Regions from separate parts of the Homo sapiens genome. Here region 2 is linked to region 1. A link is a loop called in an ENCODE intact Hi-C map of the cell type or tissue named here. Cell type or tissue: IMR-90. All regions are shown on one strand. Each heading gives the region's core, and the rest is flanking DNA. Links, peaks and the distances in the headings are about the cores only. Region 1 has its middle 9.2 kb from the start of MIR3939. Region 2 overlaps RPS6KA2 (ribosomal protein S6 kinase A2).

Region 1 (12,036 bases), core at 318-8,317:
ACTGAATCTAAAGCAAATGGTGGAAGAAGAATTGGTGCTAAATGGAAACATGTTTAGAGAAATGGAAAAGCAAAAAAGTCAGACAAATTATGATGTATCTCCATCAGATTACACTTATTGTGCCTCCCTCTCCTGCCTCCTCTTCCACCTCTTCTACTTCTGCCACCCCTGAGACAGCAAAGCCAACCCCCGCTTCTCAGCCTATTCAAGGTGAAAATTATGAGGACGGAGACATTTATGATGATTCACTTACACTTAATGGAGAGTAAATATATTTTCTCCTCATGATTTCCTTAAAACGTTTTCTTTAGCTTACTTTATTATAAGAATACAGTATATAACATATGTAACATACAAAATTGTCGAGTGCGGTGGCTCACATCTGTAATCCCAACACTTTGGGAGGCTGAGGCAGACGGATCACTTGAGACCAGGGGTTTGAGACCAGCCTGGCCAACATGGCGAAACCCCGTCTCTATTAAAAAGATAAAAATTAGCCAGACATGATGGTGCGTGCCTGTAATCGCACCTACTCGGGAGGCTGAGGCAGGAGAATCTCTTGAACCCAGGAGGCGGAGGTTGCAGTGAGCCGAGATTGCACCACTGCACTCCTTGCCTGGGTGACAGAGCAAGACTCCATCTCAAAAAAAAAAAAGTGTTAATTGTTTATGTTGTTGGTAAGACTTCCGATCAACAGTAGGCTGTTACTACAGTTTTGGGGGATGGAATTTTGACTGTGAGGGTCTGTGCCCCTAACCTCATGTTGCTTAAGGGTCAACTGTACATAGATATGTTACATACACACACATACTTCCTCCCTCTCTGTAATTTGGATCCTATGCCTATTATCTTTTAGTTTACTAACTTGACTTAAGAAGTCCTGATCATTTTTTGATGTTCATGCATACCGTATAGATCCTACCTCATTTGACTCCTACAAAATATTTGTTAAGGGTGTTCTAAAAGTTACTTTTTGTAGTTAAACTACACTTTATTTACATTTGTTTGTTATGGAAATAATGCATAATAATCGTTAAAAATCCAAACAAAAGGGGGGAACATATTAAAAGAAAAGTAAGGGTCTCCCTGCTACTCTACCTACCTACCCACCTACCTTATCTGTTACCATATCCTAGACCCAACTGCAATTAACAATTTCTGGTTTTAGTTCTTCTGGTTCTTTTCATTATAACCTTAAATACTGTACATATACATCTTGACTCACCAGCTGAAAATCCTTCAAAGGGACAAAAACTTATTCTTAACTCCTAATTTAAAAAATTGTATTACTTTTAGTTTTGCTAGAAGCTTTCATGACTTTAGGTTGTTTACCTAAATCATTATTTATAAATTTTACACACTGTATATTGGCTCCCTACTAGGAGAGGTGAGGAATTGGTACATTCTTACTTTCTCGTCTTTTCCCCTCCCCCTCCTAATTTTGTTAGTTTCATTCTCATTTTTAGTCTGTCAAGAATTTGCATTCTTTTTGTAAATAAAATTACAGACATCCCTTGGTATCCATGGGGGATTGGTTCCAGGACCTCTCGTATACACCAAAATCCACATACACTCAAATCCCACAGTTGGCCCTGTGGAACCTGTGGATATGACCATTCGCATCCCAAGAATACTGTATTTTCCACCTATTCTTGGTTTCAGTTGTGGAACCCACTGATATGGAGGGCCAACTGTATATATTGAAAACAATTTGCATATAAGTAGACCCACACTGGTTCAGACCCCTGTTGTTCAGGGTCAGCTCTATATCTTTCCAACTTTGTGCATTGATTGAAAAACCAACAACAGTATGATATTAGGGCTATAACAGATCTGTTAGGCCAAGCCCACATGCCCCTGAACAGAACATTCTGCACATTGGGCCAACTTCCAACTGCCGGCACCTGAAGTTATTTGCATTATCAGCTATCTTTGTCCACCAGAGCCTGCTCTGCCTGCATTTTGGGAAGACCTAAAGTGCCAAGGAATTAACACACCCTGCAAGTATGCTCAATTGAAGGCAATGAATAGAAAAAGACCCCTGACTCCTTCACCCCTGGATTTCAGGGAGGTAAATCCAAGATGTATGCTAAGGAGGTGACACTTAATGTCAGACACACACACCTGTTATGAGAGTTTCCTGATTGAATAAGAAAGAGGCATTCCAGGCAGAAGTACCCGAACATACAAGAGTGCAAGACCAAGAGGCTAAGGCAGATTGCTCTGTGCAAGAAGTGGCAGGTAGTGTGGCGTGGCTGGAGATGAAGAAATGACTGGATTGGGAAGGACTTTATCCACCAATCTAATGAATTTGACTTTCATCTTGAAGGTGTGAAATAGCGTGCTAAACAAGTTTAAAAGCAAAATGTCATTAGCCTATTTGTATTTAGAAAGAGCACTCCAGAAGCAAGGAGGGGATGGGTGAATTGGATGTACTGACACTGGAACAAGGAAATTATTCCAATAGTCCAGGAAAGAAGAAGGACATCAACTAAAATTGCACAAGTGAACATGGAAAAAAGAGGATGCGTCTGAGAAATATAAATATTGGCCGGGGCGGTGGCTCACACCTGTAATCCCAACACTTCGGGAGGGTGAGGTGGGCAGATTGCTTGAACTCAGGAGTTCAAAACCAGCCTGGGTAACATGGCAAAACCCCTCTCTACACAAAATACAAAAATTAGCCAAGCGTGATGGCATGGCCTGTAGTCCCAGTTACTCAGGAGGCTGAGGTGGGAGGATCACTTGAGCCTGGGAGGTTGAGGCTGCAGTGAGCCATGATCTCGCCACTGCACTCCCACCTGGGAGATAGAGTGGGACCCTGTCTAAAAAAAAAAACAAAGAAATATAAATATTGTATTAGGGTTTACCAAAGAAACAGAACCAATACGATATATGTATGTATACGGGTATATATATAAGGAGATTCATATAAGGAACTGACTCACAAGATCACTGAGGCTGGCAAGTCTACAGGATGAGCCAGCAAGCTGGAGACCCAGGAGAACTGATGGCATAGTTCCTGACCAGAGGCTAGCAGGCTTGAAATCCAGGAAGAGTCAGTGTTTCAATCTGAGTCTGAAGGCAAGAAACAAGCTGATGTCCCAGTCAAAAGATCAGAAGGCAGGAGAGATTCTTTCTTACTCAGGGAGGATCAGTTTTTTTGTTTTATTCAGGCTTCTAACTGATTGGATGAGACTCACTCATATGTTAGGGAGGTCAATTTGCTTTACTCAGGCTATCCATTTAAATGTTAATCTCATCCCAAAACACCCTCATACACACACCCAGGATAATGTTTCAGCAAGTATCTGGGCACTCTATGGCCCAGTCAAGTTGACACATAAAATTAATCACAAATATGTTCCAGTAACTTAGTTTTTAAACAACTAGATTCTTATGAGAATAAACTCAGGATAGGATAGGGGAAATGCTTTCTGGCTTTCCACTTGCATATTCTTGGAATGTCACTTTTTCTTAAATGTTAAAAATTGAAGGCCAGGCATGGTGGCTCATGCCTGTAATCCCAGCACTTTGGGAGGCTGAGGTGGGTGGATCACGATGTCAGGAGTTCCAGACCAGCCTGACCATCATGGTGAAACCCCATCTTTACTAAAAATACAAAAAAATAGCTGGGAGTGGTGGCGCGTGCCTATAATCCCAACTACTCAGGAGGCTGAGGCAGGAGAATCACTTGAAACCTGGGAGACGGAGGTTGCAGTGAGCCAAGATCACGCCACCGCACTGCAGCCTGGGCAACAAGAATGAGACTCCATCTCAAAAAAAAAAAAAAAAAATGAAAATGTGTCGTTAATCATCGAGATAGTCTTTCAGTCTGCACTCAGTAATATTAATGCCTTCTCATTGAAGTCATCTATTCTGTTCCCATAAAGATCAGGATAGTTTAGGTAGTGGTGAATAAATAAGGTTCTCAATGGCCTATTAGTTTTTTTAAATGTTCAAAAGATAGTAGCATGTTGGGAAAAGAGATGAATTCCACATTTCTTTTGGTACAGTACAACTTACTGAAATTGCTTTCTTATTTCAACAAGGATTTACCAGGTTGTGTGTAGTGGTTAAAAGCATGGACTTTACAGCCACATTACATGGGTTCAAATCCACTTACTAGTTATGTTAACCACAGGAAGTTAGCTAATGTCTCTCTGCCTCAGTTTTCTGTTTGTAAATTAGGATAAAAATCTCCGTAGATGTGAATATGTATAGCTAGATAGTAGATTGTATTCAAAATCCCAATCATAACATAATAAAAATATTAACTATTATTAGTTGTTTTGAATATACAACCTAATTTCATTTTCTCCATGATCTGAGCATGTTGAGTTATTTTTAAACAACTCCATTTTACAGATGAGACAGTGTTCCAATAAGCTAGGTAGTATGCCCACAGACACACAGCTAGCAGCTGAGATGAACCACCCAAGTCTATTTGGTTTTCAGCTCATGTTCTTTTCATGATATTTTGCTTTCTCTCAATATTTATAGAATTTAATTTAATTGACTAGAATTAAACTAAGAGAAAATGATTGAATGAAGAGATGCAGAAGGCAAGAGATAGCAAAGGTCATTCTGGGCTGGGCATGGTGGCTCACACCTGTAATCCCAGCACTTTGGGAGGCCTAGGCGGGTGGATCATCTGAGGTCGGGAGTTCAAGACCACCCTGGCCAACATGGTGAAACACCCCCGTCTGCTAAAAATACAAAAATTAGCTGGGTGTGGTGGCAGGCGCCTGTAATTGCAGCTACTCGGGAAGCTGAGGCAGGAGAATCGCTTGAACTGGGGAGGTGGAAGTTGCAGTGAGCCGAGATGTGCCATTGCACTCCAGCCTGGGCAGTAAGAGCGAAACTCCGTCTCAAAGCAAAAAAAAGAAAAGCTACCTTTACCAAAGACAGTTAAAATGATGGCCACCAAGGGGCAGTGTGCAGCAGGCAGAGAAGGTGGCTTTTTAAATTATTTTTCACTGCCTGCTGAGACAAAGATGTTACACCAGAATATGCCACCCTAACATATGCTTCTTTGGCATAAGGATTATTTTGAGCTGAAGACGATTGAGAAGAAACAAATAAAAGAAAAACTCTGCCTTCCCTTTCTTTGCCTAAAGGCAGGACATGCTAGTTAATGATCAACCCCTGACCTAATCGGTTATGTTACCTATAGATTACAGACATTTTATAGAAAAAGAAAAACACGGTGAAAATCCCTGTCCTGTTCTGTTCCATTGTAATTACCAGTGCATGCAGCCCCCAATCACATACCCACTGCTTGCTCAATCGATCATGACACTCTCATGTGGACCCCCTTAGAGTTGTAAGCCCTTAAGAGGGAAAGGAATTGCTCACTTGGGGAGCTCGGTTTTTGGAGACGTGAGTCTGCTGATGCTCCCAGCTGAATAAAGCCCTTCCTTCTACAACTCGGTGTCTGAGGGGTTTTGTCTGTGGCTACAAACCTGTCTTTGGCCAGTCTAATTTACAGGACCTCAGCCAGAGAACTAAGATGGGTAGAGGCAATACAGGAGATAGAAATAATTTAGGTAGGTAGATAGGGTGAAAGAGTCCCTGACAAAAGCTTTTCTTCTGACAAAAAACAGCTCAGAAATTACTTCCATTCTAACCACAGGCAGTCCAAATAAATCACTTCTCTTTTAACAAAGAGCAGCCTGGAAGATTGGACTGTATAATGTAGATAAGCATCTCCGGCACAGAGGGAGAGTTTCTTGGGTAGTCACCAAACTTACATAAATGGGTCCCAGTAAAAACAGTAGGCTTTAATGAGCACATTCCTTTCCCCTTTTTTGGACAGGGACACACTAAGGTTAGCTAGAAGCTTGCATGGTGGGGTGGGGGAAATGCCTGCAGCTGCAAGGAGGTACCCAGGACAAGGCATGGAAACTCCCCCTATTCTTGTTAGCACATGCAAGGTGGAAGGAGAAAGGCAGTGTGGAGTCGCCCAAGCTAAGAGCCTGCCTGCATGATAAAAGAATGGGGTAGGGGCTGCCAGAGATTCCACTCTATACAGATGACACACCTGGTCCTAACCAGGTTTTCATGCCCTATGTAGATAAGATACCCGCTCCCTACTAGCTCGTTGATAAAAACCCTCCATTTTACTGCAGCACGGCAACCCGTCTGGGACCTCTCTCTGTGAGAGAGAGCTGTCCTTTTCCTTTTGCCTATTACACTTCTCTAACTTCACCCTTTGTGTGTCTGCATTCTTCATTTCTGTGGCCATGAGACAAAAAACCTCAGCTGATATCCCAGACAACAAGGCTGCTTTAGAGGGAAAACGGATAGCTAATATTATCAGTTAATTGGCTATGTTAATTGATACCTTCAAATTAGGTGTTTTAAAATAAATGCTGAGAACAATATGAAAGTGTTTTTCTTTTACTAATTCTCTGAGGATTTTGTTATTTATTTAGCTTTACAATGCCTAGCCCCCTTTATAAATGTAATTATTGTGTTGCTAAGTGCATGTATACAAAAAATTCATTGGTTCAAAAGCCATAGGCCTGGTACCATAGCCATATATGGTACGTTCAAACCTTGGAAATGCACATTCTCAGTGTGTCGGAAGCTCTGTACTGCTCCTTCTTGAAGAACTACTTTGATTTGTGGTTAACTCGCTGTTTTGACTCACTGTTTTAACTCCCATTACTTCAGTATCTGACATTCAGCCTCAGAATCTGGCCAGTGTATCAGGGCTGGAATTAATTGATTAACACCATTAGATGGCAGTACTATTTAAATTCCAAAAATGGTTATAAACTCATTCTCTAAAATGTGTGTCAAATAGAATATTTGACTGATAATAACTCTAAGAGCACAAAAGGATTAAACACACACACAAGACAAAGTTTGGGATATACCCATTGGAAAAACCCTTGGTCTCTTTAAATTTTTTTTCATATGTATGTATATTGCACATATTGCCGGCCTCTTTATCTCTTTTTTCCTTTTTTTTTTTTTTTTTTTTGAGAAGGAGTCTTACTCTGTCACCCAGGCTGGAGCACAGTAGTGCAAACATGACTCACTGCAGCCTTGAACTCCTGGGCTCAAGCGACCTTGTCACCTTAGCCACTGTGACCAGCCTTCTTTTCCCTTTTGACTTTGTTATATCACACTGACTCTAGAAATGTGGTTCTTTATTGGGGCGATTTTGCCCTCCCCCGGGGACATCTGACAAGGTCTGGAGACATTTTGATTGTGGGTAGGGGGAGGGACACTCTGCTACAGGCATCTAGTTGGCAGAGCCCAGAGATACCGCTACACACCCTACACTGTGCAGAACAGCCCCTACGGCCAGGAATTATCAGGCCCAAACAAAATACCAAGTTAGTTTTTAATTTCAAAGTTTACGCGTAACATTATTTTTTAGATATAAAAAATATTCACACATTAATTTGATCACAAGAAATTTTAAAGAAATTTAAACATTTTCAGAAAAGGCTACTTCAAGGTGTCATGACAGCTTTGGACCAAACATTAATGTTCTATATGACTTTGGGCAAGTCAGTCATGTTTATTAGACTTAATAACCCAGGTAACGTTAGCTGTTGGAGGGTTTTTTAAAAAACGTTTTATTTTGAAAAAACTTCAAACTTAAAGGAAAAATGGCAAGAATACTACAAAGACCTATTTATTCAGATACACCAGTTGTCACAATTTTGCCATATTAACTTTATCTATTGATCAATTTCTCTTTCAGTCTATTGACCTATCTATCTTGAACTATTTGGGATTAAGTTGTAGACATCTGATCCCCTTACCCTTAAACACTTTACCACGTCTTCCTAAGAATAAGACCATTACTCCACACAGTACACTTATCTAAATCAGGAGACAGCATTGTTATAATACTGTTACCAAGTGGCAAGCTGGTGCACTGTCCAGACAGGGAGAGAGGGAGAGAGGACCTGATTTGTAACATTTGCCAGTTCCCATGTGTGATGGTTTACTTTGGTTCATAACTACCATTGTCCTTGTTACAGTCTTTTATTAAAATGTGGGGTGTGTTAGGCCGCAAGGGCAGGCCTCAAGAAACAGAATCTCTCTCCTGCCCTCCTTTCACCTGCCCCAAGGCAGGATTCCATCTTCTCCCACCTTTCCAACTGTGGGTCTTAAGACTTTTCAGAGAGGGTCCTGCCATACACACTGGGGGAAGGAATGCTGACGTCATGAAGCTTCCATGAAAACTCAAGAGGACTGAGTTCAGAGAGCTTCCGGATAGCTGAAAACATGGAGGTTCCTGGTTCCTGGAGGGTGGCGCCCCAGGCATGGAAGCTCTGAGCCCCTTCCTCCGCACCTCATCTCTTCATCTGTATCCTTTGTAATATCCTTTATTATAAAACAGCAAATGTGTTTCCCTGAGTTCTGTGAGCCACTCCAGCAAATCAATCAAACCCAAAGAGGGGGTCATGGGAACCCCAACTTGAAGCTCAATCAGAATTTCCCAAGGCCCAGATTTGCAACTGATATCTGGGGGTGAGGGTGGTCTTGGGGTCTGAGCCCTCAATCTGTGGGATCTGATGCTACCTCCAGATAGATAGTGAAGGAACTGGGTGGAGGTCCTGGCTTGTGTCTGCCTCTTGGTGGTGGGGAGAAGTTCCCACACATATGGTCACAGGAGTCTTCTGTGTTGATGATTGCTGTTGTGGTGTGAGAGCAGAGGAAAAACACAGTTTGAGAGAGTTTTCCCAAAATACCATGGTAAGTGGCTCATCATGGCTGATTTCAGGTTATCAACAGCTTAACAACCAGCTCAAAACATGCTTTGCTGTTTAACAATCAACTCTCAGGGAATCAGTGAACTGGTGAGCACAAAGCTACTGTTAACGAATCCATGGTTCATATGCAAAAGTTACCAACTGCTCTAATAATGTCCTTAATAGTCATGTTTTTTTCCAAGTTCATGATTCGGTCTGTATCATCATTTGTCACCTCTCTTTAGTATCCTTTAACCTGGAGTGGTTCCAGCCTGTTTTTGTCTACTGGGGCATTGCTGTTCTTGAAAGAGTACAGGTCAGGTGTTTTGTAGAATGCCTTTCAATTAGGGTTTACCCAGTGTCTTCTCTGGATTAGATTTACATTATGCGTTTTTGGCAGGAATACCACATACATGATGTTTACTTGGTTCATTGGATAAGAAGCCCGTGATGTCGGTTTGTCCTATTATTGGTGATACCAATTTTGGCCACTTGGTTAAGTGGCATGTGTGAGGTTTTTTCATTGTAAAACTGTTATTTCCTTTTTGTAATTAATATGAGACACTTTGAGACTACGCGGATATCCTCTCCCTCATCAAACTTTTCTCCACCAACTTTAGCATCTGGTTGCCACCCTCCAAAATGGCCCCAGTGATCCCATCTCCTAATAAGTACATGTCTGTGTGGTCCTCTCCCACACTGCATAGGAATGGCTTACGTAACCAATAGGTAGTTGAGGATGTGATGCAGTCTGACTTTTGAGGCTAAGTTGTAAAGAAAGACACTGTGTCTTCCTCCTTGTTGTCTTGGAGCGCTTGCTCTGGAGAAGCCAGAGGTCATGTCGTGAGGATACTCAAGTTGCCATTTGGAGAGGTGCACATGGTGAAGAAATGAGGCCTACTGCCAATGACCATGTAAGTGAGCCACCACGGAGATACTCCCATAGCCCTGATCAAGCCCTCAGATTACTGCAGCCTCAGCTAGCATCTGGACTGCAATCTCATGAGTAGGCCCAAGCCAGAATCACCCAGAAAAGCCATTCCCAAATTCCTGTCCCACAAAAACTGTCCAAAAATAAAAAATAGCCACTAAGTTTTGGAGTAATTTGTGGCATGGCAGTAGATAACTAATATAGCATCCATTGAAAACTTTTTTCTTGGCCGGGCACCGTGGCTCATGCTTGTAAGCCCAGCACTTTGGGAGGCCAAGGTGGGTGGATCACCCGAGGTCAGGAGTTAGAGAGTAGCCCAGCCAGCATGGCAAAAACCTGTCTCTATTAGAAATACAAAATTAGCCGGGCGTGGTGGCGCACACCAGTCATCCCAGCTACTCGGGGGACTGAGGCAGGAGAATCGCTTGAACCTGGGAGGCAGAGGTTGCAGTGAGCTGAGATCGCGTCACTGCACTCCAGCCTGGGCGATGGAGCAAGACTCTATCTCAAAAAAAAAAAAAAGACAACTTTTTTCTTCAATCAGTTACTAATAAGATGGCTGCAAAATGGTGAGGTTTCATCATTTTGTTTTACTTCATCATAACATCTACATTTATTAGTAGGCATCTACTCTAAACAAGAGCTTTTCCTTCTTGTTTTATTTATTTATTTATATCAGTTTGGTGTATAGACTCCTATTTTACTCAGTTAGTTATAATCCATTATTTTTATTGTTTATTTTGCTGCTCAGATTGTCCCAGCCCTGGCTGGTGTCCTTTTGACTCCTGTGTCCTTTTACAGAGTCAGTGGTCTTCCCTCTCCCAGCTCTGGAGCCAGCCATTTTTCCACGTATCTCTATTTCCTTTTAGTGGAGAATGGTATTCAGAAACCAAACTTACTGTCTATAAATATTATTCTGTACATTCTGCTGAAAGTTTAAAAGTGTTGCTTTTTATATTTGAATCCTTAATCTCCCTGGAATTTAGCGTATGGAGTGAGGGAGATATCAAATTTCATTTTTTCACACATATATAACCAATTATTTCAGCATCTCTTATATTGAGGAGTTGCTTCTTTACCCAGATAGCTACAATGCTGACACTAACATAAATCAGCTTGATATATGTCAGTTTTTTTCCTGGGTTCTCCATTCTGTTTCATTTGTATGTGTTTCCATAACTACACTAATAACAGTGTTAAATTATTAAAACTGTATAATATGTTTTGACATCTGATAGGGCAATCTTTCATTTATTCTTCTCTTTCAGGAATTCTTTGGCTATTCTTAGGCCTTTTCTCATCCAGATAAGATACTGAATCAGCTTATCAAGGGCCAACTTATTGAATTGTTATTGAATTTGAGATGAATCAATAAAGAGAAAGGAGAGCCATGAAATTAGAAAAACTACCCTAATTAAGTCTTCCCTTCTAAAAGTCAGGAAAACTAGCATTACTTGAAAATGAGTACCAAAAAAACTAAGGTCAAATCCCATACAAAGTCATTATGAAGAAAAAAAGAGAATAAAACATAATTTCTTTAGAAAATAAATTATGACAGAAAGCCATGGCTTCAAAACAGATGAAAACTAAAATATTTTAAAATAAGTTAATAAACATCTAAAATGACATTAGATATGAAAAAATGACGTGTCAGATTTAGAAATATACAGAAAGGAGATGACAAACTCAGAAAAGAAGTAAAAATTTTAAAAACATTTCAGAAATGAAGAGAGAAAGAAACACGAGCAAATAAACAGAACTGATAATGCATTAAAAGAAAAGATGAAAAAATATGAGGCTATAAAAGAGACGTGTGGTACAGGATAACGGTCACCCAAAGATGTCCCCATCCTAATCTCCAGAACCTGTGCCTGTGTCACCTGACATGGCAAAGTGACAGCAAATGTGACTACCTTATGGATCTCAAGAGAGAAGCCTGATCCTGGATCATCTGGCTGAGTCCAGCCTAATTGCATGGGTCCTTAACAGTGGAGAGTCGACTGCAGTGGTATGAAGGAAATGCAGCTATGGAAGAAACGGTCTGAGAAATGGTACATTGCTGGCTTTGTGGATGGAGGAAAGTGGTCATGAGCCAAGGGATGTGTACTACCTCTAGAAGCTGGAAAAGGGAAGAAAACAGATTTGCCCTAAAGCCTCCAGAATGAAATCCAGACCTACTGACACCCTGGTTTTAGCTCAGTGAGACCCATGGTGGGCTTCTGAAGGCAAAATTGTAAGATAATAAATGTGTTAAGACACTAAATTTATGGTGATATGCTACACAGTGGTAGAAAATTAGTACAAGATGAAAAAGATTTAAAAGGAAATGACAGATATACATATATAGGAAACAGGCAAGGAAGACCCTGTACACATGGGTACACG
Region 2 (16,857 bases), core at 5,073-13,072, 530 kb after region 1:
CCCAATAACACATCCAGGCAAGCCATCAACCCATTCTTCAGAAAGCAGGGGCTAAAATGCAAGATGTTTAAAGGTATTTATTTAAGGGGTAATTTTACTCCGTGATGTATTTGTCCAGATGTGCCCATTCTGCTTTTCGGCAGCTCAGAAAACTGAAAACCACAGTTCAGCCTCATTTGCAAGAACTGTTAACACCAAAAGCCGTTCCCTCTGCAATGCAGACACTCCTTAATGACGAATGAGAAGACATTTCCTAACCACTAGATTTCTGCCTGGGTACTTCACCCAATGGCTTGCCTCAGGATCCAACTGGGAAAATATTAGGATATTTATTTTGCTTTCTGCTGCTCTCTGTGATCCGATACTGCCAGCAGATCTTTTTATTTATTTATTTATTTATTTATTTTTTTAAGTAAACACCTGTCATCCCACTGCTGTCCCCGGGGTCTTCAGTGGCCTGCTGGAGCAGGACCCATCTGCTGACAGTAAGTGTGGGGACGGTGGAGGTGTGGGCTGCTGCCTTTTAATTTAGCTTCAGAGATGAGCGAGTGAACGTCTGCACGGGAGCCATTCCTTCTGAAGGCCAGCTCTGCTTGATGAGCTGAGTGAGAAGCCACGAGTTAATGATCGGACTACAAACCTCTGCAGAGGATACGGCAGAGTCCAGCAGATAGAAGCTGTGTTGGTTTTTCCCCCGTGGCTGAAGCATGCTGAGAACACAGAATTAGCACGAACCCAAAAAAAGCTTCGTAAAAGTTAATCACTGCAGACAGCACAAGCCAGTCTGAGGACGGCTCCCAGCCCAGCCTGGCGTCCCTTGCAGGGGGACCCAGGGAACTGCAAATATTATTACAGGCAGTGAATGATGATGCTGGAGACACACAGTCACCAGGGAGGGACATCTTTGTTTCTGGAACTCTGTCCAGGGCCTAGACCCTTAGTATTGCACTGACTCTTATTATTACTGTTATTCGTTATTCATGATCAATACTAGTAGCTCATGTTTATGTTCTTTGTACAGTTTGAAACCCTTCCAAGCACACCATTAGCTGTGATGCTGTGAGATGGGAGAAACTTGTAGAGGAGACTGAGGCACAGGACAATGAGAAGCTTGAGGTCGCTCGGTGATCTGGCAGCGCGTGGGGTGTGCCCTGAACTTGGCTGTTGTGTGTCCTGGCAGGAGCAGAGGGTGGGTTCCGGGTCTTCAGGCCACTTTGGTCTTCTTGCCCACAAGTGGAGTATTTGCAGTATGGCGCAGAGAGTGGTTTGGGGGTGTGGGAGCTGTAGGCTGCGGGTCAGGGCCTCACAGCACAGGCGTCTCCATGCAGCTGTTGCTCCCATTGCCAGCAGCGAGATTTCTATCCTTTTATTCCTACATTATATACACTAGGAGCACTCCCCCTTCAGGGAACCCAGCAAGGACTCTGTGCAATGAATCATCACCCTTCAGGTGCTTCTTCTGTTGGACCCACCTACAGCCGGGTAAACTGCAGGCACAGTCCCGCTCCATGAGCCACTGACCTGTCACACCCATCGTGACGCTTTGAAAATCGTTTAGATTCTTCCTGCGGCGCTTTCGATCCTGTCTTCTCTCTGGTCTGCATATTTTTGCATTATTATTTTAGGAATAATCTATAAATGTGCCCTTTGCCTTATTGGAGCGTATTAATTCCAAAATGCCTGAAGCCAAAACCGTCTACAGAAGGCAGATGTTAGGGTCTGAGACCCCAAACTAGCATCTGTTTCCTATGTCATCACCCAGTTCCCGTTTTTCTGTTGCTGTCTCGGTCCTCTTCTCACTTAGCTGAAGGTCTTTAGTATAAATAGAATCCTGATGGGCCTGCTCCGGGCTTCCTCACGTGCGCTTGTTTCCCGTGAAATTCGTTTCAGCCCTGCGGCCACACTGTGTCATTCTGACATCCTGGGACAAATGAGATGATTTTAAATGTGCCTGGCGAATTTGATCATGAGACTGCATTTTCTCTCGTCGGTTTCGGCATGAATTGTCCCAGAGTCTCAGAAAGGGGGGATCCAGGGCAGAATTGCCAGTGTCTGTCTCGTTAAGCTCAGAATCCCAGGTGAGATGCTGCTGCTGTTTCACTCTCAACACAACCCTGCCTACAGTGGTTTACATACAAAGCAAGAGGCCGGATGACTTCTCCCCCAAAGCCTCAAACCCGTTCTTAGGTTTGCACATGGAAAGAAAAAGCATACACAGTAATAACACATATTAGCACCTTCCAAATGTTTACGCAGCATCAGGAAGACATTGACCGGCCTTTAAGATTGCAGCAAGCCTCGAGGAAGCCGTCCAAAGGGCCAGAGTGACCGGCTCCAGTTGGCCACCGGCGGCCCGCACAGAACCTCACTGCCTGGCCCAGACCAGAGTGAGAACGCAGCAGCCTCCAGCAGGTGGGGCATGGTGGTCTGCAGGCCCCAGTGAACAGGCTGTGTTCATAGCTGCGGTTGGCACACGGACCCATGTTACGGGGTGGCCAGTTGCCTGAAGGCTCCCGCGGCACAGAAGGAAGGCCCTGGCCCTCAGCAAGCGCTCCGTCCACTCTCACACGCATGCCTCCCTCTGGTCTTGTTGGGGTCTGTGAGCTGAAAGCCTGGGCTCACAGCCGAGGGGTGGAAAGCACGGGGAAAGCAGAGGCGGGCTTCCTCCTGCTGCCGTGTGAGGGGGAGCTATTTGTGTGGTACAAAAGTGCTACGGGACTACCTGGGCTTAGGACCTCCTCACTGGGCATCCCAGGTGACTCGCAGCACCGGGCTAGGCACAGATGGGGCAGAGCACAGGGGAAGTCTGAGCCCAGCCCCCAGGCGCAGTGTCCTGGGCTGGAGGGAACCGGGACCTGACTTAGCAGCAGATACTTAGTATTAAAGGAGTGGGATGGCCTCAGCCCAGAGGAGGTCACAGCAGTACCAGTGCTGGGCTGTGAATCTGACTTAGAAGGCAGGAAGGTGACAGCCTCTGGATGTGAGCCTCCAGAGGCAGGGTGGTCACAGATAGAGCCTGTGCTTTCCTGGACAGCTGTGAAGCGAGGCTGTGGTGCCTGCCCCATCGGTGGACGAGGAGGGAGAAGGATGTGGCCTGTAGGAAGCCAGGCAGAGCCTGCAGCCCTGCCCCACCGGGGGTTCCATGGGGAGGGGAAGGGGTTCCAAGGACAGTGGCCAGTCGCCTCAACATCCAGTCCTCCTTCTTGAAGAAGCTGGTTGACGTTGCACTTTTGAGGGTTGGAGCAGAAACAAGGCAGGAAGGGTGAGGTAGAGAAGGAAGCAGGCAGGGCCAGGGTCTCCCACCTTCACCCTGGGTGGCACCTGCGCGATGCTGTGTGGTGGGGCTGTTATGGGTGGCTGGGTTCTGCACACCCTGGCCTCCACCCCTTGGGAGCCTGCAGCGGTCACACAGGTGTGGCAGCCAGCAGTGTCTTTGGGCACTGCCAAATGTCCCAGTGGGGGCAAAACCCCTCTATGAAGAAGCACTGGGCACCAGGCTCTGGGGATGGTTTTATCAGAGGCTGTGGTGGGGCAGGGGCAGGGGTGGGCAAGATGGGTCCCCAGGATGATGGAGGAAGAGCTGGCACGGAGGAGAGGAGCTAGAGGGGCCATGTGGGCCCCTGCTTTCCGGAGGTAAACACTTCACACTGGAATGAATACGTGACAACCAGTTTTGTATTTTATTTTGTTTTTAATGGAAATCTCTTGTGTAAATAAATTCCTCCTCATAATAAAAGTAGGAGGCCTGGCTCTGTGCTGGATCGAGCTAGTGCGTGCTCTCTCTCTTTCTTACCCCCTTCCCCTCCCCCTCCCCCATTTCTCCCCTCCTCCCCTCCGTCTCTTTCTCCCCCCACCCCCTCTCTCCCCATCTCTCCCCATCTCTCTCTCTCTCTCTCTCCACCTCTCTCCCTCGCTTGCTCTCACACAGAGGGAGGATGTGATTTTGACTTCAGCAGGATTCTTAATAGCCCGGCTCTCAGGACTCTCTGGGTGGGGAATGGGCTGCACTGGCCTGTTCGTGGCACCCGATGGCCTGGGCTTCCCAGCTCAGGAGACTTCCTCAGGCAAGCACATGTGTCTGGGGAGATTATTCCCACCTGTCCTGTGCCTCACTGCAGAAAGCAGCGTCTTTTCATTTCTGAAAATGGCTTGAAGAGTAACTCGGTGCTAATGAAATCTATGCCCCCAAGGCAGGAAATGAGCAAATAATTCAGGGCTGAATTCAATCCTGTTTCTCCTCCGATGGTTCCCGCGTGCACGCCCTGAGCTCTTGCACATCAGGGCACATCCTGCTGCCTGATAAGCCCCCGGGGGAGCTCGGGGGCGTCTGTTGGCACCTCGCCCTCCTGCAGTAGCTGTGGGCCCTGGTTTCTGGCCTGGGCTCTGACCCAGGTGCTCCCGGATAAGCAGAGCAGGGTGTGCCCCAGGTGGGACCCAGATGTCAGACGCCCTCCTCCCTCCTCTCCCTTCCCGTCGGGCCTCATCGGAGGAGGTGTTGAAATTTGCTTTCCAGAGATGTAGAACAGGTTTTAGCTGGAGTCACTGTGTCCATTTTCCAGAGCTGCACGGCCATGAGGGTCCCTGAGTCCAGAACTGAGCTCTAGATGGTCACACACAAGTGCCCAGGACAGGACTCCAGGCTGGATGTTTTCTGCGAACACCGTGGGGACCCTCCCTAGGCAGGATTAAGGAAACCCCATGCTCAGTGGGGGGCAAGACCCCAGCCTGGCCCTGCCCTGCTGCTGCCCTGCTAACTACCAGGCTGGCCCCTCAGCACACTGGCATGGCCCGTGCCTTCTGTCGTCAGGGTGATTTGACTAAACCCAGCATCCTCTACTGAATCTGCCCGGAGGTCCCTCGGCCTTCCAGTCAGGCCTCAGGCCCCAGTCCTCCCTCCAGTGCCCCTCCCCCTCCACACTTCTCTCAGCACTGGGCTCCCCCGGCTCCCTCCATCTAAGCACCACCTGCAGCATCACCCGCCTGAGGACTACGCCAGGTTCCAGGTACCTGTGTGTGCTTTCTTTACATTGAATTCCCAACAGAATGCCTTGTTGCCCTAGAGGATTGAAAACAACACATCTCAGCTTTGGAAAGCATTGTCAGGCAGGCAGCTCTGAGACCGGAGCACAGAGGGCTGTGGACTTTCTGTGCCTTCTGTCCAAGGTCCTGTTGGGGAAATAAGTTTGGGCCCAGAGGGGGCATGGGAAGGGCCGGTTCTCTGCAGATGCAGGCGTCCTCCTGTCGAGGAGCCTGGGCGCCCTCATTCTGACACCCAAGGCAGGTTTCTGGCAGAGGTGCCAAGGCCCCAGAGCACAGGCCCTGAGACACTGGCAAGAGAGCACCCTGGGGTGGCTCTGGGTCGGCGGTTTTTGCAGTGCCCCGCAGAGCTGAAGTTCCGTGGTGCTGGCCCCAAAGTCCCAGGGCAGGGAGGAGAGAGCCACACGGCCTCTTCACTGCTGTCCCCAGTGGGGGCAAGTGGTGGCTGTCCTGTATGATTTTACTTGGAAAAGAAGATTCTACTACCAAGAAGAAGCTAGAAAACTATTGCCCTAAAATGAAGAACACTTGGCATGTCCCCAAACCCTCATACCTCAAACTATGCCTTTTCTATACCTTTCTATAATACATCGTTATTATATATGCCATAGTATCTATCATACTACACATAATATATTTTATGCCATCTATATTTCAGAGTATTTAGAAATCCCTTGTAATCCACAAGGCCAATGCAGTCTGTGATAAGAACATCCTTCCCTCCCCACAGCAGGTTTCTCTGTCCCCAGTGTTCTGTGGCAATGTCTGTGCATCCTCAGTGCCCTGTCTTGCTTTCCTTGTATTAATAGACGCTGTACCGGAAGGAGATCAAGCCACCGTTCAAACCAGCAGTGGGCAGGCCTGAGGACACCTTCCACTTTGACCCCGAGTTCACAGCGCGGACGCCCACAGGTGTGTGCCACAGTGGTTCCCTCTATCGGTGGCTTCTCCCACCTGACCCCTTAGAGACAGATATCTAGGAACAAGAAATTCCCATGCCTCAGAATTCTTTTCATGGAAAATAACTGTCCATTCTGTTTGGGTTTTTTGTTGTTGTTTTCTCTGCTCAGTGATAAAGGTTTAAGTGATAGCCCCAGTTCTCTGTTGTTCCCTATATAACCTCCACCTTGGAAATGATGAAGGTATCCTTATTCCAAGACACCGGTCCAGTTACTTCCTGTGTCAGAGAGACACACAGCAAGAGCAAGAAAAGAAACTGGAGGCAATTAAAATCCCTCTTTCAATTAAAGTGCATTTACGGAGAGGGAAGGCTGTCAGTTATGTCTATAGATTTATGAGCTATAGATATTATTCATGCAAAAAACAGAAACCCATTTGAAAAGTAGTATCGGCTACTAAATAGCACAGCAATTGGATGCATAGATTTGGTCTCCTGGTGTGTCTGAAATTACTCTTGGGGTCTAGCAAATTTCATCAGAACTGGTCAGCTCCCTTTAAAAGTTATCTTTTTGGGATATTAATGAATTAAAGTCTGCTTTTTTATATATGGTAATTATCCTGGTCTGATAGGGCTATCATAACAAAATACTACAGACTGTGTGGTTTAAACAACAGTCATTTATTTTCTCACAGTCTGGAGGCTGGAAGTCCAAGTTCAAGGTACTGACAGGGTTGGTTCCTGGTGAGAGCTCTCGCCTTGACTTGCAGACAGCTGTGTTCTTGCTGTGTCCCCACGTGGCCTTTCTTCTGTGTGTGCAAAGACAGCAAGATGGAGCTCTGGTGTCTCTCTGTCTTCTTATAAGGACACTAGTCCTCTTGGATTAGGGCCCCACACTTTTATCCTCACTTAACTTCAGTTATTCTCTTAAAGGCCTGTATTAGTCTGTTTTCACACTGCTGATAAAGACATACCTGAGACTGGGCAATTTTTCAAAAGAAAGAAGTTTAGTGAATTTACAGTTCCACATGGCTGAGGAAGCCTCACAATCGTGGCAGAAGGCAAGTAGAAGCAAGCCCCATCTTACGTGGATGGCAACAAAGAGAGAGCTTGTGCAGGGAAACTCCCCTTTTTAAAACTCTCAGATCTCATGAGACTCATTGACCATCATGAGAACAGCACAGGAAAGACCCACCCCCATAATTCAGTCATCTCCCACCAGGTCCCTCCTACAACACATGGGAATTATGAGGGCTCCAAGATGAGATTTGGGTAGGGACACAGAGCCTGAGATTTGGGTGGGGACACAAAGCTGAACCATATCAAGGCCCTGTCTCCAAATACAGTTACACTTGGGGGTAGGGCCTTAACATTTGAATTTGGGAAGGACATAATTCAGTCCACAACACTAACAGTATGCTGGTTATGTACAAAACCATCCACAAGCTCCTTCTGTAGACATAAGTGGGACAAGTCCAGGGAGCTGGTGGTTGGCCAGGCTGCATCTTGGATCTACGGGGATTCACTGTATTTTTTCTCGCTGCTTTTGAATCTGAAATTTTCTTATTTTTTAAAAGATAATCGGGAAACAAATATATGGTCAACCACAAAATGTCAGGTAGATGAAGTTAGAGAATCCACTTTGTTCCTCCAGATTCAGCTGTTGGTGAAATCCCTGTTTCCCATATACCCAGATGAACACATTGAGGAGGGTGTGAGCGTGTGCAGATAGGGAGGGTTGCGGGGCTTTTAGCGGGACTTTTGATGGGCCTAGGCCAGCTCCTGACCCAGGCCACATTGGTACCAAGAACAGGAAGAAAGCTGATTCCGGGCACTGTAAACCAGGGAGTCATGCCACCGGCTGCTCAGTTACTTCTTTTGGGTCATCCTGCAGTCCCCAGGTAGAATTAAAACTATCATTATAGCTTTGGTTCATCACTGATTCATGATGTAATGAGGCTGCCTTGGAGAACACTTCTGGGTCTGCTCTCTCCGGTAAGTGACTGTGGGATTTTCACCTCACCCCATTCTCAGCTTCCTTAGAAAGTATTTGTGTGTTGGGGTTGGTCCTTCCCATTGACAAACTTAACCCAATTCACAGAACAGGATTACTTTTCAGTTTCTGAGTTTGAAAAGATGGGGCAGGATTTGGGGATTCCCTCCTGCCCCTGCCCACAGGTCACCCAAGCAAGTCATGATATTTCTCCACCTATTGTTGGCCTGAATGTAAAAGGAGCTCAGAGGCAATTAGGTCTGACCACGAGATCGTTGTCCCTAAGTCCACAAGGACCATAAGGTCCCTAACAGAACGTGCACACATCCTCGTGAGGTGCCAACATGTGGGGCTGTGTGTTTAAAATGTGGAAAGAAAGTCTATGTTTGTGCTGCTTGGTAAGAAAATGTTAATACAGTCAACTCTAATATTCATATGGACATGCCTTTTATCTTATCTGTGAAGAATTTAAACCCCAACCTAGTTGGCCAGTGGAACCGGAAGCTTTTTTTGAGCTTCTAGAGAATTCCATTGTATTTTAATAATAGCCTAAGGAAAACATAATTAGACACAATGCACTCCAGTGCTATTCAGAATTGCCTTTTTTATTCCTTAGTGTTTCCAGTTCTCCAATCAGTTTCAGTTAATTTATCACACCACTGTTTGCCTTTGAGGTAGGTAGTAATTGAAGTGCTAAAGACACATTAAACTCATTCTGATTTGTACAGGAGAGTAGGATTTTCTAAGCATGTGAGCTGAGCACATGGCTGGGTGAATGAGCAGCTGTAGAAATGTGACTCTGAAGCAATGGATAAGCTACAAATCCTCTATGTTAGATCCTGGACTCACAGTGGGAATTTCTTACAGTTAGGCTTTCAGTCTTTTCTGAAACTTCAGCCAGCGCTCAAGCTGGTTTCTATTCCCTGATCACACCTTGGCTGCCCCCTAGAGCATGCTGCTTAGCCCGAGATGCCAATCTAAGATTTTAAACCGATCAGGCAGACTCCACAAATCAGGAAATACCCACAGGACCATGAGAGGTTGTTTGTAATTACTGTAGTTCTACATCTCCTTTTATCTGACTCACAATTTTGCTCTTCTTAAATACTGTGCTGAAAATCGGCATCCCTCAGGTGATTATAAAGTGCTTTAAATTCTATTTAGGCCACCTGTCATTTCCTTACTAGCTAGCCACACCGACCAAATGTCAGCCTCTTAACTTTTGGTGAAGATCCACTTGGCCTTCGGTAAATTGCTGTTACTTTTACCCTTTCCGCAGGCTCTCCTTGGTCTGTGTGAGGAGAGGCATGGGTTCTCTGGCCACGGAAGGTTGTGGCTGTGTCTTCCGTGCCTCTTGGTTGGTTAGAAGACATTGCTTATTGGAATTACAGATTTTCCATTCACCAATGAAACTGTGTCTGTCAAGTTAACATGGCCTGTGCCCCCACCCCCGCACACACTCCTCCACAGGCTGTAAATTGGACTCCCAATCCTTGCTCAGCACTTCACACTCGTGTGGCTCTGCGGATTCCCCAGAATAAGCTCAAGCTCTGAGTCTAAATCCCTAAGGGAAGACATCAAAGTGCCTCCAGGTTTGAAGATTTCTTAAACCATGATGTAGCCATGTGTGTTTCATTTTTCCGGGGGAGAATCTGCGGCCCGTGGTAGCTCAGGGGATCTTTGGGAGGAGGCAGACCTCAAAGCCAGACTTTGTGCAGAGAGCAAACCGGGTGTAGCAGGAGCGCCTCCTCCTCGAGCGGCTCCGTGTGCCGCGAAGCAGAGCCGCTCAGAAAGCCCCGAGCTTCTCTGCCGGGTCGCGCTGCAGAATTTCAGTTTCTAAAAACCACTCAGGGTACCTTCGGTTTTTTAACGACGCTTCGCTAGTCTGGAGCGTTGGAAGTTTATTTCCAAACACAGCCGACTCTGGTCACATTAGTCCAGGGGTCGCGTGGGCATCTACCTGGGGTGACTGTGAAGGCCCCTTTTTTGGCCCCTTTGAGGGCCGACACCTGGCTCTAGCTGCCTCTTGGTTCAGGACACTGAAGATGAGCCCGGGTCCATGACGCTTCCTACCCCAGGAAGAGCACCAGTGGGACGCTGCGTCGTCCATCTGCCCACGGCCTGGCCCCCGCTTGCACCAGAGGCCCACGCGGCGTGGGGCCCGGCTCCTGGGCTTCGGAGCGGCTGCCCTCATAACCGTTGTCCCCAAAATATGATGCTAAGAAACAAAACACGTGTTCTCTGCAGCTGCCTCCCACCCCCACACACCTGCCGCACCGTGTGGAGATAAAACTGAGAACTAGGTGCACTTTCTTCCTTTCAAAGTACAGCACCTAAACAGACGAGGGGGGGAAGAAGTGCTGAGAGACAAAGGCCTGCGGGTAGAGAATTCTCGAATATACAAATATGCACACAACTATACATACAGGGAGTCTTAAAAGATATATAAATAAGAATGTTTAAATTTGTACATATGTGTGTTTTCAGGAAAAATTACGTATTATATTTTCATATATTATAAATTTACATATTATATAATGTATTATAGTATTCTATTTTAGTGTAATATATATTCTATTTTAATATATTAATCTATTATCCTATTCTGTTTTTAAATATATTAAAATATATTTAATTTTTTAAGTAATGTCTGGGTTCTTCATATTGTTCAACAGCTTTTTGCTTTTTTGATTTGACAAACGATTAGGAAGCCACGTCTCTGTCAGTCCATGCAACTGTGGCTCCTTCTGATGGCCCTGGTCTCGCTGGCAGGACTCACACTGCAATCATTACAAAGCATCCTGATACAGATGGGCCACTGTTGACCATGACCATGATTGTCTTAGTGAGGAGTATTTAGTGTCTCCTTTTTCTTTTCTGTAACACATATCACTGAAACAGACTTTTTCTACATTTATGTCTAAGTACTTTGGGATTTTTTCGTTTGCTTGTTTTTTTGTTTTGTTTTGTTTGAGACAGAGTCTCGCTCTGTCACCCAGGCTAGAGTGCAGTGGTGCGATCTTGGCTCACTGCAACCTCCACCTCCCAGGTTCAAGCGATTCTCCTGCCTCAGCCTCCTGAGTAGCTGGGATTACAGGCGTGCGCCACCCCGCCTGGCTAATTTTTGTATTTTTAATAGAGACAGGGCTTCACCATGTTGGTTAGGCTGGTCGTGAACTCCTGACCTCGTGATCTGCCCACCTCAGCCTCCCAAAGTGCTGAGATTACAGGTGTGATCCACCGCGCCCAGCCTGTTTTATTTTTTATTTCTGTAAATTTCAGAGGTACAGATGTAGTTTTGTTCATGGGTAGAGTACATAGTGGTGAGGGCTGGTCTTTTAGTGTAACCATCACCTGAGGAGTGTTCATTTTACCCATTAAGTAATTTCTCATCCCTCACCTTCTCCCACCCTTCCACGTCTCCATTCTCTATCCCACCACACTCGACATCCACATGCAGACATTATTTAGCAATTTAGCACCCACTTATGAGTGAGAACATGCGATGTTTGACTTTCCACGTGTGAGTTGTTTCACTTAAAATAATGGCCTTCTTTTCCATCCATGTTGCTGCAAAAGACATGATTTCATTCTTTTTTATGACTAAATAGTATTCCATTGCGTATATGTACCACATTTTGTTTACCCAATCACCTGTTGATGGACACTTAGGTTGATTCCATGACTTTGCAATTGTGAATAGTGCTGCAGTAAGCTTCCAAGTGCGGGTATCTTTTTGAGACAACGATTTCTTTTCCTTTGGGCAATGCCCAGCAGTGGGATTGCTGCATCGAATATAGTTCCATTTAGTTCTTTGAGAAATTTCCGTACTGTTTTTCATGGAGGTTGTACTAATTTACATTCCCACCACCTTTCTCCACATCCTCACCAACATCTGTTATTTTTTTGACTTTTTAGTAATAGCCATTCTGACTGATGTAAGGTGATATCTCATTGTGGTTTTCATTTGTATTTATCTGATGATTAGCGATCTTGAGCATTTTTTATATGCTGTTTGGCCATCTGTATGTCTTCTTTTGAAAAATGTCTACTTATGTCCTCTGGTCAATTTTTAATGGGGTTATTTGTTTTGTTGTTGTTGTTGAGTTGTTCGAGTTCCTTGTAAATTCTAGATATTACTCCCCTGTCAGTTGCATAGTTTGCAAATATGTTCTCCCATTCTGCAGGTTGTCTGTTCATTCTGTTGATGATTTCTTATGCTGGTCTTAAAGCCTTTTTGTGTGTGTGTGTGTGTGTGTGTGTGTGTGTGTGATGGAGTCTCACTCTGTCGCCCAGGCTGGAGTGCAGTGACGCCATCTTGGCTCACTGCAACCTCCGCCTCCCGGGTTCATGCAATTCTCCTGCCTCAGCCTCCCAAGCAGCTGGGATTACAGGCGTACACCACCACACCTGGCTAATTTTTTTTGTATTTTTAGTAGAGACAGGGTTTCACTATGTTGGCCAGACTGGTCTCGAACTCCTGACCTAGTGATCCACCTGCCTCAGCCTCCCAAAGTGCTGGGATTACAGGTGTGAGCCACTGCACCCAGCCCTTAAAAGACTTTCGAAGTCTTTCGCTAGACCCATGTCCTAAAGAGTTTTCTCTAGGATTTATTCTAGTATTTTCATTGTTTCAGGTCTTTCATCACTTAAGTCTTTAATCTCTTAGTTGATTTTTGTATATGGTGAGACATAGGGGTCCAGTTTCATTCTTTTGCTTATGACGAACTAATTTTCCCGGTATCATTTATTGAAAAGAGTGTCTTTTCCCCACAAAGTTTTTGTTGACTTTGCATGTGGCTTTATTTCTGGGTTTTCTATTCTGTTCCGTTAATCTGTGTGTCTATGTTTATACCAGTACCATGCTATTTTAGTTACTATCTCCTTGTGATATAATTGAAGTCAGGTAATGTGATGCTTCTAGTTCTAGCTTTGTTCCTTTTGCTTAAAATTGCTTTGGCTATTCAGGCTCTTTGTTGGTTCCATGTTAACTTTAGGATTGTTTTTTCTAATTCTGTGAAAAATGACGTTGGTTTTTTGATAGAGATTGCATTGAATCTGTAGATTGCTTTGGGTGATATGTTCATTTTGATGATATTAATTCTTCTGATTCATGAGCATGTGATGTTTTTCCATTTGTTTGCGTCATCTACAATTTGTTATTACTGTGCACTTTTGAAAGTAATTCTGTAGAATTACTTTCAAAATTTTTAATTTTGAAATTTTAAAGTTGGCTTTAAATGTTGCCAGTTGACTTTCCAGAAGATTATGCCAGTTATGCTCCCTCCTACAATTATAAGTGTCCACCCCCAGCCAAACCCAGATGTGATTGATTTCTTTCATTTTTGTTAGTTCATTAGACAAAAGTGTTGTCCTATTTAAATATGTGTATGCTTACTCCTTAGAGAGATTGGGCATCTTTTCATGCCTATGGTAGCTATCAGAATTCCTTCCTTTGAGTATTTTGCTCTTTTCTCATTGATCTCTGGGAGCTTTCGGGCAATAGAGAGTTTAACCTCTCATCTGTTATGTATGATGCAGATTTTTTTTCCCCACGAGGGATTTATCCTTTTGTTTTTCTTAATGATAAACTTGAAATGGGATCAATCTCACAGCAGTCATGCTTTTGAACACAGATCTTACAGAGATCAGAAAAATCTTAATGGAAGGGAATTACTCCTTTCGTACTATGCCTTGCTGTGGACAGGAGAAACGTTGCCCAAATGTCCTTGGAGAGCAGAGCACGTGCACAGCACACATGCAGTTATGCAGCTGTGGGCACAGGGGTGGGACCTGTCGAACCTAGAGACCAGAAGCTAAGGATACAGGATTCATGTTCACTGACAATTCCATCCTGAGGTCATTGGTGCCTTCTTAACTGAGTCTGGAGTGGGTAGGGGTGGAGGAGTGTGGTCAAGAATATAGAGTAAATTCAGAAGTTGGCAAACTAACAGATGCCATCAATGATAATCCTGAAGTTTTTGTTCTGGGTATTTTTGCCATTTAAAAATCAAACCATTAGCACAAGCCAAAAGAATGTAGTTTCATCTGGTTCAGCATTTCTACATGTCTGTTTTACCTTTTCCTCCACCACAGGCATACGCCACGTGCACACACACACACACACACACACACACGGACTTGCACACACATACCACATGCACACACACACTATCACTTCACCCCAGGGTCACCCAGCTTTCGTGGCATCTGAACTCTGCCCCTGTCACCTACAGACTCTCCTGGCGTCCCCCCGAGTGCAAACGCTCATCACCTGTTTAGAGGATTCAGCTTTGTGGCCTCAAGCCTGATCCAGGAGCCCTCACAGCAAGATCTGCACAAAGTCCCAGTTCACCCAATCGTGCAGGTAACTGTGTTTGCCTGCAGTGGGTTGGGGGTAAGAGGGCACTTGGATGATGGGTGACTCTGGTGTTCCCTGTGGCCTCAGTCACCCGGGGGTTGGGTGCTTAGGATGGGTGGACTTTAATCACCAATTCTTCCCTCACACTTCCCATTGTTCTGAGTGTCTGCCATGGTGGTCCCTCGTGGTTATCCCCCATGGCGGTCCCCATGATGATCTCACGTGGTGCTCCTTCATGTGGTTCCTGTGATGGTCTCACATTGTGGGCCCCCATGGTGGTCTCCAGTGGTGGTCCCTGTGACGGTCCCCATGGATACTCCCATGGTGGCCTCCTGTGGTGGTCCCTGTGGTGGTCCCCATGGTGGTGTCCTGTGGTGGTCCCCATGGTGTTCCCTGGGGTGGTCCCTTGTGGTGGTCCCTGTGGTGGTCCCTGTGGTGGTCCCCATGGTGGTCTCCCAGGGTGGTCCCTGGGGTGGTCCCTGTGGTGGTCTCCCATGGATATTCCCCATGGTGGCCTCCTGTGTTGGTCCTCATGGTGGTCCCTTGGGTGGTCCCCTGTGGTGGTCCCCATGGTGTTCCCTGGGGTGGTCCCTCTGGTGGTCCCCATGGTGGTCTCCCAGGGTGGTCCCTGGGGTGGTAGCCATGGTGGTCCTCATGGTGGTTCCTGTGGTGGTCCCCATGGTGGTCCCTGTGGTGGTCCCTGTGGTGATCTCCTGTGGTGGTCCCTGTCGTGGTCCCCATGCTGGTGCCTAGGGTGGCCTCCCATGGTGGTCCCTGTGGTGGTCCCCCTGGTGGTCCCTATGGTGGTCCCCGTGGTGGTTCCCTGGTGGTACCCGTGATGGTCTCCTATGGTGGTCCCTGTGGTGGTTCCCGTGGTGGTTCCTGTGGTGGTCCCTAGGGTAGCCTCCCATGGTGATCCCTGTTGTGGTGGTCCCCATGGTGGTCTCCCTGGTGGTCCCTGTGGTGGTTCCCATGGTGGTCCCTGTGTTGGTCTCCATGTTGGTCCCCATGGTGGTTCCCCGGTGGTACCCATGATGGTCTCCTACGGTGGTCCCTGTGGTGGTTCCCATGGTGGCTCCTGTGGTGGTCCCTTAGGTGACATCCATGGTGGTTCCCATGGCGGTCCCTGTGGTGGTCTCCATGGTGGTCCCTGTAGTGGTTCCTGTGGTGGTCCCTGTGGTAGTCTGTCATGGTGGTTCCCATGGTGGTCCTCGTGGTTGTCCCATGGTGGTCCGCGTGGTGGTTCCCATGGTGGTCCTCGTGGTTGTCCCGTGGTGGTCCCTGTGGTGGTTCCCATGGTGGTCCCCGTGGTGGCTCCCATGGTGGTCCCTGTAATGGTCTCCGTGGTGGTATTCCATGGTGTTCTGAGCCCTTGCTCCTACCCTACTTGGCATTCGTCTTAAAGAGGGAAGGTAAAGCCCTGGGAAGAATGTCACCATGGTGTCTATGGCCAGAGACTGGAGCATCTTCACTGTGTGGAGCCCAGCCAGGACCCTAGGGTAGCAGTTTAATTTGTGGGCATCATTTTCCCATGATGAAATGGAATCTTTGGGAGGTCTTTGGAAGGTGGTATTTTCATAATGAGTTTCCCACCTAATAAATGTAACCAGAATACAGAGAATTCTAAGGGGTTAAACTTAATTCTAATTATGATTAAACTTATTTAAGAATGAAATCCGGGTAAGTTGAATGGCATTGGATTTCCATCCTATTTCCTTCCCTGGCCTTTGGAGAAATACAGGTGTGTAAAGTAGACGTTGTCATGACAGTGCAGGCTGCCATGGTGGCTTTCTGTCTTAGTTAAGAGCGGGTGGGTGGGGCTGCTGCATGCAGGTCAGAGCAGGCTGTGACTTGGACACCATGGAGTCAGATTTCCGATGAGATGTTTCCATCCAGAGTCTTGCTCTGCACACAGGCATTGGAGCCACGCACCCAGCAGCTGCCAGCACTTCCTTTTCACTTTCACATTCTCCTGCTCTCAGATCTTTGCGAGAAACATACCAGCCAGTGGACACAGAACGGCCTGGTGTCTCAAAGTTAAGAGTCATAGCCCAAGGAATCAGAGAAGCTGGCATTTAGGTCAAGAACATCACTAAGTAGCTCTGCAGCCTTGGGCAGGGGGACCCATGAGCTCCCAGGCCTCCACACACTCAGTTCACAGTCGGTGCCTCTCTTCGCCCCACATTCTGTGTGCGTGTAGCTGCACCGTCCCCTCGTGTGAGGGTTCCGACAACTCTTCTTCTCTTGGTCCCTCTGCAGCAGTTACACGGGAACAACATCCACTTCACCGATGGCTACGAGATCAAGGAGGACATCGGGGTGGGCTCCTACTCAGTGTGCAAGCGATGTGTGCATAAAGCCACAGACACCGAGTATGCCGTGAAGGTAAGGCAGGCCTGCTGAGTGAGCAGGGCCCTGTGTGAGTGCAGCGCGTGGGAGCACGTGTGGTATGTGGGAGCACGGAGCATAGGAGCATAGCAGGGCCCTGTGTGAGTGCAGCGTGTGGGAGCATGTACAGCACATGGGAGCACGGAGCATAGGAGCACAGCATATGTGCTCACGTGCTCA

Evidence for each region. Hi-C counts contacts between places; a loop is a spot of excess contacts. Peaks named below come from ENCODE experiments on the same cell type or tissue, not always from the same donor. Only the 100,000 strongest peaks of a DNase experiment are listed, where the experiment ranks them.
Region 2: it touches region 1 in a loop (3-fold over the local background); 2 of 110 quality-filtered maps call a loop at or near these places.

Annotation. Positions count from the first base shown.
Region 1 is chr6:166,982,728-166,994,763 of GRCh38, reverse strand. No RefSeq gene overlaps it. Among named protein-coding and RNA genes, the nearest start is that of MIR3939, 9.2 kb to the left of the region's middle. In IMR-90, for the core only: a CTCF peak has its summit at 4,930 (motif pointing right); no DNase peak of the experiment used is centred there.
Region 2 is chr6:166,448,541-166,465,397 of GRCh38, reverse strand. It overlaps RPS6KA2 (ribosomal protein S6 kinase A2), which reads left to right. Exons shown (of 21, transcript NM_021135.6): 12 at 5,847-5,949; 13 at 14,165-14,295; 14 at 16,549-16,674. It overlaps RPS6KA2-IT1 (RPS6KA2 intronic transcript 1), which reads left to right and starts at 15. Exons shown (of 4, transcript NR_046793.1): 1 at 15-73; 2 at 1,891-2,078; 3 at 2,257-2,412; 4 at 4,560-4,735. RefSeq lists an enhancer at 15,178-15,844. In IMR-90, for the core only: a CTCF peak has its summit at 8,870 (motif pointing left); no DNase peak of the experiment used is centred there.